Linked DNA regions of Homo sapiens: region 2 is linked to region 1. A link is a loop called in an ENCODE intact Hi-C map of the cell type or tissue named here. Cell type or tissue: PC-9. All regions are shown on one strand. Links, peaks and the distances in the headings refer to the core of each region. The heading gives the core; the rest is flanking DNA. Region 1 overlaps MAML2 (mastermind like transcriptional coactivator 2). Region 2 overlaps MAML2 (mastermind like transcriptional coactivator 2).

Region 1 (5,385 bases), core at 200-5,199:
ATGCCCAGCTAATTTTGTATTTTTTTAGTAGAGACGGAGTTTTACCATGTTTGTCAGGCTTGTCTCCACCAGAGGCTAAACTGTTGTTCAAAGGGTTTTCATTTATATATATATAATATTTATAGTATATATATTTATATTATATATATTTACATTATTATATATAATATTTATATTACATATATCATTTATATATATATATCCAGAAATTTAGGTTTCTTAAACTACTCGTTCACAAATGACTTAGATTAATAACCTTGCATATGGACATAACACAGAACTGCCATGTTGTTCTTTTGTGCTGAAGAGCAGCAAAGACTAGCCTGCAATACTGAATAGAGATGGCTACATTTTGCAAAAGACTGACATTCCTATTCTGTGCAAGTGTAAACATATAGGCCATTCTTGAGAATACTTTTATGCAATATGAAATTTAATTTATGAACTAATATCTAATGATAACCCAATCTGTTGGACTTGAAAACCCATTATAGAAATCATCTGTTATAGTACATATCTGTTCTGCTTCAGTTTCTCCATCTGTAAAAATGTGAGATGTGGATAATTATAGGACCTCCCTCATATTTCTATTTAATTCTGTGAAAATCCAGCTTGGTGCCTGGCATACAGTAGGTACACAATGCGTGTTGGTAATTACGATGTCCGTTGTAATAAGTACTATTCATGTCTCTTCTTTGTGCTTCATTGGTAGGAGAATAATAGAGAATAAGGATAACAAACTTTCATGAGACAACGTCTCAATTTAGGTGCCTATGTGGCCTTGCCAACTGACTGCAAATGACCACAAAGCATATGCTAATGTACAGTGGTATCAAAGACCACTTCTTCCTGGATATGCTAAAAAGCACAGACACCCTCAATGGTGTCCAAACAAAGAGAAATGTGAATGGTTTTTAAAAATCACAAAAACAGCAGCCTCATTCTCATTCATCTCACAGTTTATGCCACTGCCCTTTGCACCTGTCCTAGTGGTGACTCAACTGGGGCCCAGTGGGAGTTAGCCCAGTGCCAGGCCAGGACCCTCATGGAATGTATATGCTACCACTTCCTTGCCTTTTAACAAGAGCTGAAAATCAACCTCTGTGTGTTATAATTCATGAAATTAGTAGTATTGATGGTAGTGATGAAAGTGTACCCAGTAAGTCAACCTTAGATTACACATTTTTCTCTCTGCTGTCCTTGTTTCTAAGTTCTTTAGCTTATAAGGATAAAAATGGGAGGGGAAGGGAACAGGGGGGAGGACTGGAGTTTTCAAAACTATGATTTCTAGAAGAAACCAGTTGTGTCACTTTGTGATCCAGTCTGTGACTCCCTTAAACCTTATGGCAGTATTCAACGTCATCTGTAATCTTATTTCTCAATATTCCTTATTCCAGGTCAAATAAATTTACTTCTCACTATTTCTTTTCACATGCCCTGAATACGAAACTTATTCCACTTGTAATTCCTTTAAAAGTGTGGTTGTTATACTATGTTTACTTTTTATCAGGCATTAAATATTTCATAATGCAATCTCAAACTCACCAACAAATTCACACCCAGGCTGCACCTTTTGGTGCTCCACCCTCCACCTACAATAGTGGACCCCACCTACTCTATCAGAATCCTACAGTCCTTCAAAATCAATGTCAAATTTTACTTCTTTGGGAGACTATCCTCAATCTTTGCAGGCTGGATTTAATCTTTCTTTCCATTACATTTTCTCTTACTTTTTATACTTTTTACTGTAAAAAGTATACTTTTTTCTCTTACTTTTTATACTTTTTAGTATATTTTATACTTTTACTATAATGCAAATCTGAATCTAGTACTTCCCCTTGTGTTAAATCCTTAAAATCTCTTCTGTTGCTTTTTAATGTAAATTCTGGCCTCTCAAGCCCTATCCTCCTGCTTCTTATCCCATCTTTACCCATCAATTCCCCCTTCTCGTGCACACTCAATACCTTGGCAGGCATAATATGTAGTATCCTTTATTGTCCCTAGGTCTTTGAATATGCTGGTTGTTCTGGCTGAAATAACCCTCCTACTCATCTCTTACTCCACTTTCAGATATTCGGTAGATAGAAAGTTCTTTCTGAAATCATTTCTAGTAGTTACCAGAGTATGGCATTTAATCACATGCATTACAATTGGCCAATTTATCTGACATATCCTCAGTGGGCTCAAGGCTTCTCTAGGGTGAAGAGAGGATTTGCCTTGTTTATGGCTCTCCCCTCATTGCAAATTATTATTTACTGAATAATTATAGCACTTGTGATACCCTGCATTTCTGACTCTCACTACAAAGCTCCTTGAATATAAAATTATTTGATTTTGTTGTTATCTTTTCTGTATACTTTAGCTCTAATTCACCTGGAGATGCTTACTTTTTATTTCATTTGGCCAAATAGTTTGAAGGGAGGCAATGAAACCAGGGCTGAGCAGATAAATACTGAAGGAGGGTTAATGCATGAAGAGTGTGTGGGAAACACAATCTTGTCTTTCTTAAACAGTCAAATATTAGGTTGGTGCAAAAGTGATTACGGTTTTTGCCATTAAAAGTAGTGGCAAAAATCGCAATCACTTTTGCATCAACCTAATATATACAGTGCAAATGGGAAATGTATTTTACATTTTCTTTTAAAAAATCCCCCATTGTGAGTTGCTTTATTTTGGAAGCCAAATCTTGGTTTTGAGGCTCCATGTTGGCTTTTAAAATTGCTTTTGAAACTCTTATCTCTAAAATCAGTTTGGATTTGAGTTGATTCAAGTTCAGTTTACTGTTTCTGCCCCTTAAGCCTGGGGAACAACACTGGTTTCTTTTGCCTGATTCAAATGCCCATGTTGGTTGTTCTAGACATTCCTGGGCTGGGCAGGGCTGGTTAGCAGAGGTGCCATGCATTCCAAGTGTCCAGCAGTTGTTAAATCAAGTTTGGGTTTTTTTTTCTTCCTGCAGTACACTAAATGTATGGAATTATCCTCTCTTACAGTCAGCACACCTTTGTTGCTGTCACGTAAGTAGGCACAGTAAATATAAATGGAAAAGAATAAACTCCCTCTGTTGGGTCAACAGGTTTGTTCAGTAGAAATTAAGAGAAAGTTTTACCGCGTCAGCCAGCATCTGCTGCTGGAGAAGAAGTTGCTGTTTCTGCTCCATGATCTGCCTCTGTAGAGTCTGCTTCTTTCCCATCAATTGCTGATTCAACAGTGATTGCTGGGAGTTCATGTAACCACTTCCAGTGTTTGGATTTGAGCAGGGGTTAGGACTTGGACTGGGGCCTGTGTTCTGGCCTACCACAGAGTGTTGATCCTAAAGAAGAGAAAGGGGGAAGGAAAAGCTACTGTGAATTAAAAAAAGAAAAATGTAGCACAAAGATCATACACTCAGATTCCAAACATTTTTCATCTTATTAAAGATCAAACATGGTTAAATGGGTTGGAGATCAGAGAATCGCTTTTTAAATGTAGAAGAAATAATTGCATAACACAGCAACCAAAGCAGCTGGGTTAATGACATTAGGGCACTGGAAAAGCTCCCATGAGGACTCTGATTGTGGAACCTCCACATTCCAGAAGGTGTTTATGGAACCTCAAAGAAAACTACCATAAAAACATATGGCAAACCTCTCAATTTCTCAGGAATAAACATCATAACCTAACAAATCCTTCCTTTTCCCAAAGTTAGCATGTATCATTGCTGATCCTGCAATGAAAGTCATGTTTTAATTCACGTGTTTAAAAGTTGAAACTATTTTGGACAGAAGGCATTTTGCCTTACCCAGCTTTCTGTGACAGAAAGGCAGGAAGGCCTCTAAGTTTCTGTTTTATAAACTCAAACTTGGAAAGGACTTCACTTCTCAGGGCCTTGTAAATTTTGTTCCGCAGTCAACAATTCAGGTATCTCGGCGCAAGAATCTCAGTAAAAGAATACCCGACACACTGACAATGAGAAAATATTGATTAAAAACTCAACTGTATATCAAATAATATTGGGTATTGGTGAACTGCCTTTCTAATTTGAGGTCTCTACCAATTTTTTGGCATTGACAGATCAGGACTCTGCAAGACAGTAAGCTAAACCCAGTTGAATATTCTCATTAATTCCCAATGATGTATTTAGGATTGAGCTCTACACTAGTACACTAGTAGGGTTACAAGAAGACTAGAAAATATGGTTATCACCTTAGAGAATTTATCACCCAAGTGAGGGAGAAATGCTTACATGTATAAATATAAGAAAATGTAAAATCAAATTTTAGTTTACATGATATAAACACTAAGTCAAAAATTGTTATACTTTGATCAGAATGATCTGGGAATCAGCTTATAAGGCAGATGCCCTGGCCTTGTCCCAGGGATTCTGAGGCTATAGATCAGGGTACCTCCTTAGGTTATTCTGATACTCATTGGTCCAGGGAATATGCTTTGGGAAACACTGAATACATGGGAACAAAAGAAATCCAACTCTCTCTTTTTTTTTTTTAAGAGACAGAGTCTCACTCTATTACCCAGGCTGGAGTGCAGTGGCATAATCATGGCTCACTGCAGCTTCAACCTCCCAGGCTCAAGCAGTCCTCCCACTTCAGCCTCCTAAAGTGCCTGGGACCACAGGCGTGCGCCACCTGGCTAATTTTTAAATTTTTTTTAGAGACAGGGTGGCTAATTTTTAAATTTTTTTTAGAGACGGGGTCTTACTATGTTGCCCAGGCTGGTCTCAAAGTCAAGGGCTCAAGTGATCCTAGATCCTTGGCCTCCCACAGTGCTGGTATTACAGGCATGAAGCACTGTGCCCAGAAAAAAAAAAAAAAAATCCATCTGTCATTCACCAACTAAACTATGTAAGGTTACAAGACATAAAAACATTAAGCAGGGAGTTGGGTGCGGTGGCTCATGCCTGTAAACCTAGCACTTTGGGAGGCCGAGGCAGGTGGTTCACCTGAGGTCAGGAGTTTGAGACCAGCCTGGCCAACATGGTTAAACCCCATCTCTACTAAAATATGAAAATTAGTTGGGTGTGGTGGCACATGCCTGTAATCCCAATTACTTACTCAGGAGGCTGAGGCATGAGAATCACTTGAACCTAGGAGGCAGAGGTTGCAGCGACCCGAGATTGTGCCGCTGCACTCCAGCCTGGGTGACAGAGCAAGACTCTGTCTCAAAACAAAAACAAACAAACAAAAAACCACAAAGCAACTCCCATGATACCACATGAGTAGAGGTGGTAGGTACACTGTTTGTGGAAATTATCTTTTTTATTTCTTTCTCTTTCTTTAACTATGTGCCGAGCTGAAATAAATAAACAAGTAAGTAAGTAAGCCACAAGCCGAAAGCCTTGGCCTTGCTTTAGTAATCTCTGAGGCTACAGAGCTCACCAGCTGCCTCAAA
Region 2 (5,385 bases), core at 313-5,312, 330 kb after region 1:
TTTGATGGTCTACTGCCAAAATATGAACTCTAGCAGCCTGGAGTGCACCGCTAATAATAAGAGTCAGTGTTGCTATGAAAGGCCCGAGACAGAGCTCCAACTTAGCTTTAACCTTTTCTCCAAGAAGTTCCCCACAATGACAAGGAGACATAAATTTGGAGTTAGAGGTCAAGGTGAGAGGGGAGGAAGCCTGAAAATGGTAAGAGGTCACTTAAAAATAAAGCAAAAAATTGTTGGACTGGGCTCAAACCTGAACTGCAAAAGAGAATGAAAAGAGTTCAGCTGCTATCTGAGGACTGACTGCCTTTTAGAAAAGAAGAAAATGGGCGGGGCACAGTGGCTCATTCCTATAATCCCAGCACTTTGGGAGGCGGGCGGATCACGAGGTCAGGAGATCCAGACCATCCTGGCTAACACGGTGAAACCCCGTCTCTACTAAAAATACAAAATATTAGCCGGGCGTAGTGGCGGGCGCCTGTATTCCCAGCTCCTAGGGAGGCTGAGCCAGGAGAATGGCGTGAACCCGGAAGGCGGAGCTTGCAGTGAGCCGAGATCGCGCCACTGCACTCCACCCTGGGGGCCACGGAGCGAGACTCCGTCTCAAAAAAAAGAAACAAGAAAATGCCTAGATAGATAACAAAATAGATAACAAAAGTCCAACGTAAAGGAAATATGTTAGGCATGAAGAAAGTTACGTTTGCTTTCTCTTCAGATTCCTGAAACTAGAATGAACAGACACACAAAGAAAGGAAATGCCGGATGTCCTAGAGTTAGCTGTTGTGTAGAGTGGAGAATCACAGTGTGCCTAGTATTAGTGGAGTCTTCCCATCTCCACAGGCCTAGGCTTCAGGTTCTTTCGCCCTTGGAACCCCTGGAGAATCTGACGAAACTGTGGAATGCGTCCACACTGAAAATGCATATATGCCATCGCACAAAGTTGTGTATTCAATTTAGGGAACTCACAAACTCAAGAAGCTGGATCATTTATGTTCTAGCATGAAAAGAGGCTACTGGTTTAAAAAAAAAAAAAAGCACTCTCCAAGAGACCATGGAACTTATCTTATTCACCACTCCATTCCTAGTGCTGAGGGTGGGGCTTAGATACAATATCTCAAGACATACTTGCTAAAATGTTTTAAAAGGCAGCTTATAGAAAAATGTGATTCCCCAAAGAAGGTTCCAGTGATCACGTAAGTTTAGGGTATCCATTTTTTTTAAACACATCTGTACGTTTCTGTTGCTCCTTCTAGCCAAAGAGAATTTCCCTCAGAATATTCACCACAGTAATGGTATCTTTAGAATTTCCATGTAAGAGGTGCTTAGGAAGAACGATCTGGTTGCAGGTTGGCGAGGGAGTGAAGCTGAGTTTGTATTGCCCTTTACAAAATGCTGAAAAAAAAAAAAACCCATCTGCATGCTCAGAGATAAGAGGTTTTTGTGTCTTCAAGGAACTTATCTGTCTTCAAGGCACTTACAATGAATTAACTTATTTAAACCCAAACTTATTCTATAAATAGATTTGAGGCCCACTCACAGTATAATCTGGTCCTGATGCATTCCTTCATGGGAATTAACAATTCATCCGGAATCTCTATGGATTATGCTCCAGATTTGGATTCCTCAACCCTGAAGAATCTATCTCAGAAACCGGTCAGCCATGCTGCCTTCTCTGTGCCTGCAGGGCAGATGTCGACAATGAACCACCACAGCTGTCTTTCCCATCATGCGTAGGTATGGCCTTAGAATCCTCCACACAGCCCTCCAGGTGGCTACTGAAAGCTACCCTGGAATGCCAGTCAAAACATGTGTCACTCATAGGCTCTACGTGTTCAAGCACTTTCTACCTCTTAGAAAAGAGACGACTGGCAACAGTCTCAAAGAGTAATCTGTGGCCCCTAGACATTCATTCTGAATTTCATCTGCAGCTTAGATTAGCAGTTAGTTCTAATTGTCATTGGCTTTCAAATGTCTTGTTGCACTTGCCTTCAAAATTCAGGCCTGGACCATGTGTAAGTTGAGTCTGATAATACCTATGTAATTATCTGCTCCTATACGAGGTGCGAAGTCATGATTAGAAACCTTGGCCCTGGCATCATCCTGCTGTATTCAAATTCTGACTCCACCACTTGTGGTTGCATGACCTGGGCATCTTCCTTCACCTAATTTGTCAATTTCCTCACTTGCCAAATGGGAATAAGATAGTACCTATTTCATAGTATAATTGCAAAGATATGTTAACATTCAGAAAACGCTTAGAAGAGTGCCAAACATGATAAACGCTTAATACATGTTATTTTTTTTAATGTGTTGAACCAAAAGGATGCCTTGAAGATCAGTATTTCACATTTGGTGTACAATACATTCAGCCACAGAAATATAAAGAACTGCTGTCCCTTAAAAATTCATGCTTGCCACAGGGTAGTTCAACACACATTTATGGAATGCTTGTGTAATAGATGTCTGACACTATTGTAGGCCATGGAAATACAAAAATAAATAAGAAGGCACATCTTCACCTTGAAGCAAAATCCCACCGATTATGAGTCCCCACATTTTCTCCAGGTAATGAGAAAACATTCATCGGCTTAAAAAACCTATTCCCTACTTGAATCTGAATGGATTCAAAATCACTTCTCAGCAAAGAGCTTCAGGTCTCTCCCTAAAGTTCCATCTAATATATTCATTCTGAAATAAGCAATGGTAAGGAGAAAAAGTTAAGAGACCAATCTTGGTGGCAGAGAAGAGTCTACTTCTTTAATTCAAGATCAAGTTTCTCTTCATAATGACCTTGTAGCCCTCGCTCCTCAGACTTGCTGGCTGACTGGACCCACAAGAAATACAGGTACCAAATTGTGGGCTTTCATACATTAAAAGGTTTTCTCATCTTGCCTTGTATTCTTACAAATTATTGGATTTAAATAAGAAAAAACAAGACTCTTGTTTCAGCCTCTCTTATTCTAGACTTGGTGTGCCCTGGGTGTCTGACATCCTCATTCCATTCATGATTGCCATTCTTTCTAGGGGAGTCATTGCTTCAAATTATGTGTGGGTGTATGTCTGGGAGCTGAAGACATTCAACGTCCCCATCTAGTTGCAAATTTAGTTATACATTTGGGGTTTAGCTATTCAACTTTGCCAGCTTTGTGCCTCCTGCATAGGTCCAGGAGCCCCAGGGGTAGACTGATGCTTACTAGTGGAGTTAGCACAGACAAGTTTGAGCCTCTCATACCTGTCTCTTAAACGAGGGTAGTAATACTCCAGAGAAGAAACTGAAATGATGTTTAAACTGAAATAATGAAATAACACACTCCATAAACTGCAAATTTGCTATTCAAAAGTAAGATATTATTACCATTTCTCAACTTCTCCAAGTCTGTTTCACATTTGTAAACTACAGATAGCTCCATCTTTTTCAGTGATAGCATAAGGTTTCTGTGAGGACTCTGTAGGTCATGTACATATATTATTATTATGACCATTACAAATGCGAGTTATCTTCCTTAGATTTATGCCTGTACCTCCTTGGGACACTGATCATTTTTTTTTTTCTGTTTCTATAAAGAGGAACAATATTCTCCTTCACAAACCGTACCTTTCAGCAGTTTCTCTTTAACTCTCAAAACTTGATGATTTCTAACAAAATGATCACAATAGCTCCAAGGCACAGAAGATGCTGACAAGACCACCTTCTTCCCTGGAAATGTCGGAATCAACATTTCACACAGACTGGCCAAAGTAGCACACAGCCTGGGCCAAAAAGACCACTGTGCAGGCAGATGTCCAGGCTTGGAGCAGCCACGGGCACAGAAACCCCTCTTCTAGCTCTGTGGGTAGAAATTTGTTTATGGTTATCACCTTCCACAGAGTTTCCCAGATTTGCTTTCTTTTAATTAACCCAAATCAATCTCCAATTAGCCATATGAAGTAAGGAACAAAGAGCTGTGCATTGTATCACCGTTAAATTTCTCTTGTTCCTTTGTTTGTTTACTCTCTGTCTACCCCGCCCCCCCCCCATTAAAATGTAAACTCCATTAAACAAGAACTCTGTCCTTGTGTGGTTCAAGGACCCAACACAAGACCCAACATGTAGTAGGCACTCAACATCTGTAACCCTATTCCATCATCTTTTTCCTTGCACCAACATTTTCCTCTTATGGCAGACTGGGCTTTAGAATTTAAACCTGGGAAGAATTTTAAGAGATTATCTAGTCCATGTACTTTTCAAATGGTTGTAGCACTGGAACTCTATTTTTAATCACACTAAAGCGTGTGTGTGTGTGTGTGTGTGTGTGTGTGCATGTATGTGTGTGTGTGTGTTTTAAATGCATAAACAAGAGGTTAAGACCTTGGAGTCCAATTGCATGCCCTTCCTTCTTTCTTTTATATCCCTTTGCTGAAAGTCTTAAAAACTATCTCGAGTTTAGGCTGGGTGCGGTGGCTCATGCCTGTAATCCCAGCACTTTGGGGGGCCGAGGCGGGTGGATCACGAGGTCAGGAGTTCGAGACCAGCCTGGCAAACATGGTGAAACCCCGTCTCTACTGAAAAAATACAAAAAATTAGCCAGGTATGGTGTGATGGGCCCCTGTAATCCCAGCTACTCGGGAGGCTGAGGCAGTGAGCCGAGATCGCACAATTGCACTCCAGCCGGGCAACAAGAGCAAAAGTCTGTCAAAGTAAATAAATAAATAAATAAATAACAAAACAAAAAAAAAACTATCTTGAGTTTAAAAGCCATTCATCTGGTCATTGACTTAACAAATATTTATTGTGAATACAAAATGTGCCAGGAACCACTAGGGCTTGGAATACTTATGGTGAATAAAACTGCCCAGGTTCTTGGTCTCATAGAGCTTACATTGAACGGAATATAGGAAACAACGTGAAATGCACAAATAAACAAAGAATCAAAATAATTCAGATAGTGATAAAAATTATGAAGAAAACAAAACCTCTGTAATGGGATAACATGATGGGAGATTTCGCGAGAGAAGGAGATCAGTCATGTGTGTCTGCTCTAGTTAGGGTAGACAGGCAGGTCTCTCCAGGAGGTGATATTTGAGCTGAATCCTGTACGACAAGAATAATGCAGCCAAGCAAAATGCTAGGGAATCCAACCCGTGTGGGTTGCTGATGGGGAAATAAAGAAGCAAAGGAGGGATGACTGGCCCCGAGGTCATCCTGTTAGTTAAAGCCTGGACCCGAATGGGGGTCTCCTGTCACTCCAGACTTATCATTGTAATATAATGGAGTTTTTCCTTAGTTTCTGTAATTGGCAGGTTCTTGTCTTCTGGAGAAACTTCCTTCAAAACTGATCTTCTTTCCCATACACTTTTATTTTATTTATTTATTTTTTGAGACAGAGTCTTGCTCTGTTACCCAGGCTG

The links. Peaks named below come from ENCODE experiments on the same cell type or tissue, not always from the same donor. Only the 100,000 strongest peaks of a DNase experiment are listed, where the experiment ranks them.
Region 2: a loop joins it to region 1, with 14 times the contacts of the local background. A loop is called at or near these places in 2 of 110 quality-filtered maps.

The regions. Positions count from the first base shown.
Region 1 is chr11:95,988,414-95,993,798 of GRCh38, forward strand. It overlaps MAML2 (mastermind like transcriptional coactivator 2), which reads right to left. Exons shown (of 5, transcript NM_032427.4): 3 at 3,107-3,310. Among named protein-coding and RNA genes, the nearest start is that of MTMR2, 67 kb to the left of the region's middle. In PC-9, for the core only: no CTCF peak of the experiment used is centred there; DNase peaks (open chromatin) are centred at 2,878 and 3,438; H3K4me3 peaks cover 890 bases; H3K27ac peaks cover 2,788 bases.
Region 2 is chr11:96,322,092-96,327,476 of GRCh38, forward strand. The region is part of intron 1 of MAML2 (mastermind like transcriptional coactivator 2); the gene reads right to left. Among named protein-coding and RNA genes, the nearest start is that of MIR1260B, 17 kb to the right of the region's middle. RefSeq lists an enhancer at 2,465-3,664. In PC-9, for the core only: no CTCF peak of the experiment used is centred there; DNase peaks (open chromatin) are centred at 3,030 and 5,110; H3K4me3 peaks cover 1,290 bases; H3K27ac peaks cover 3,679 bases.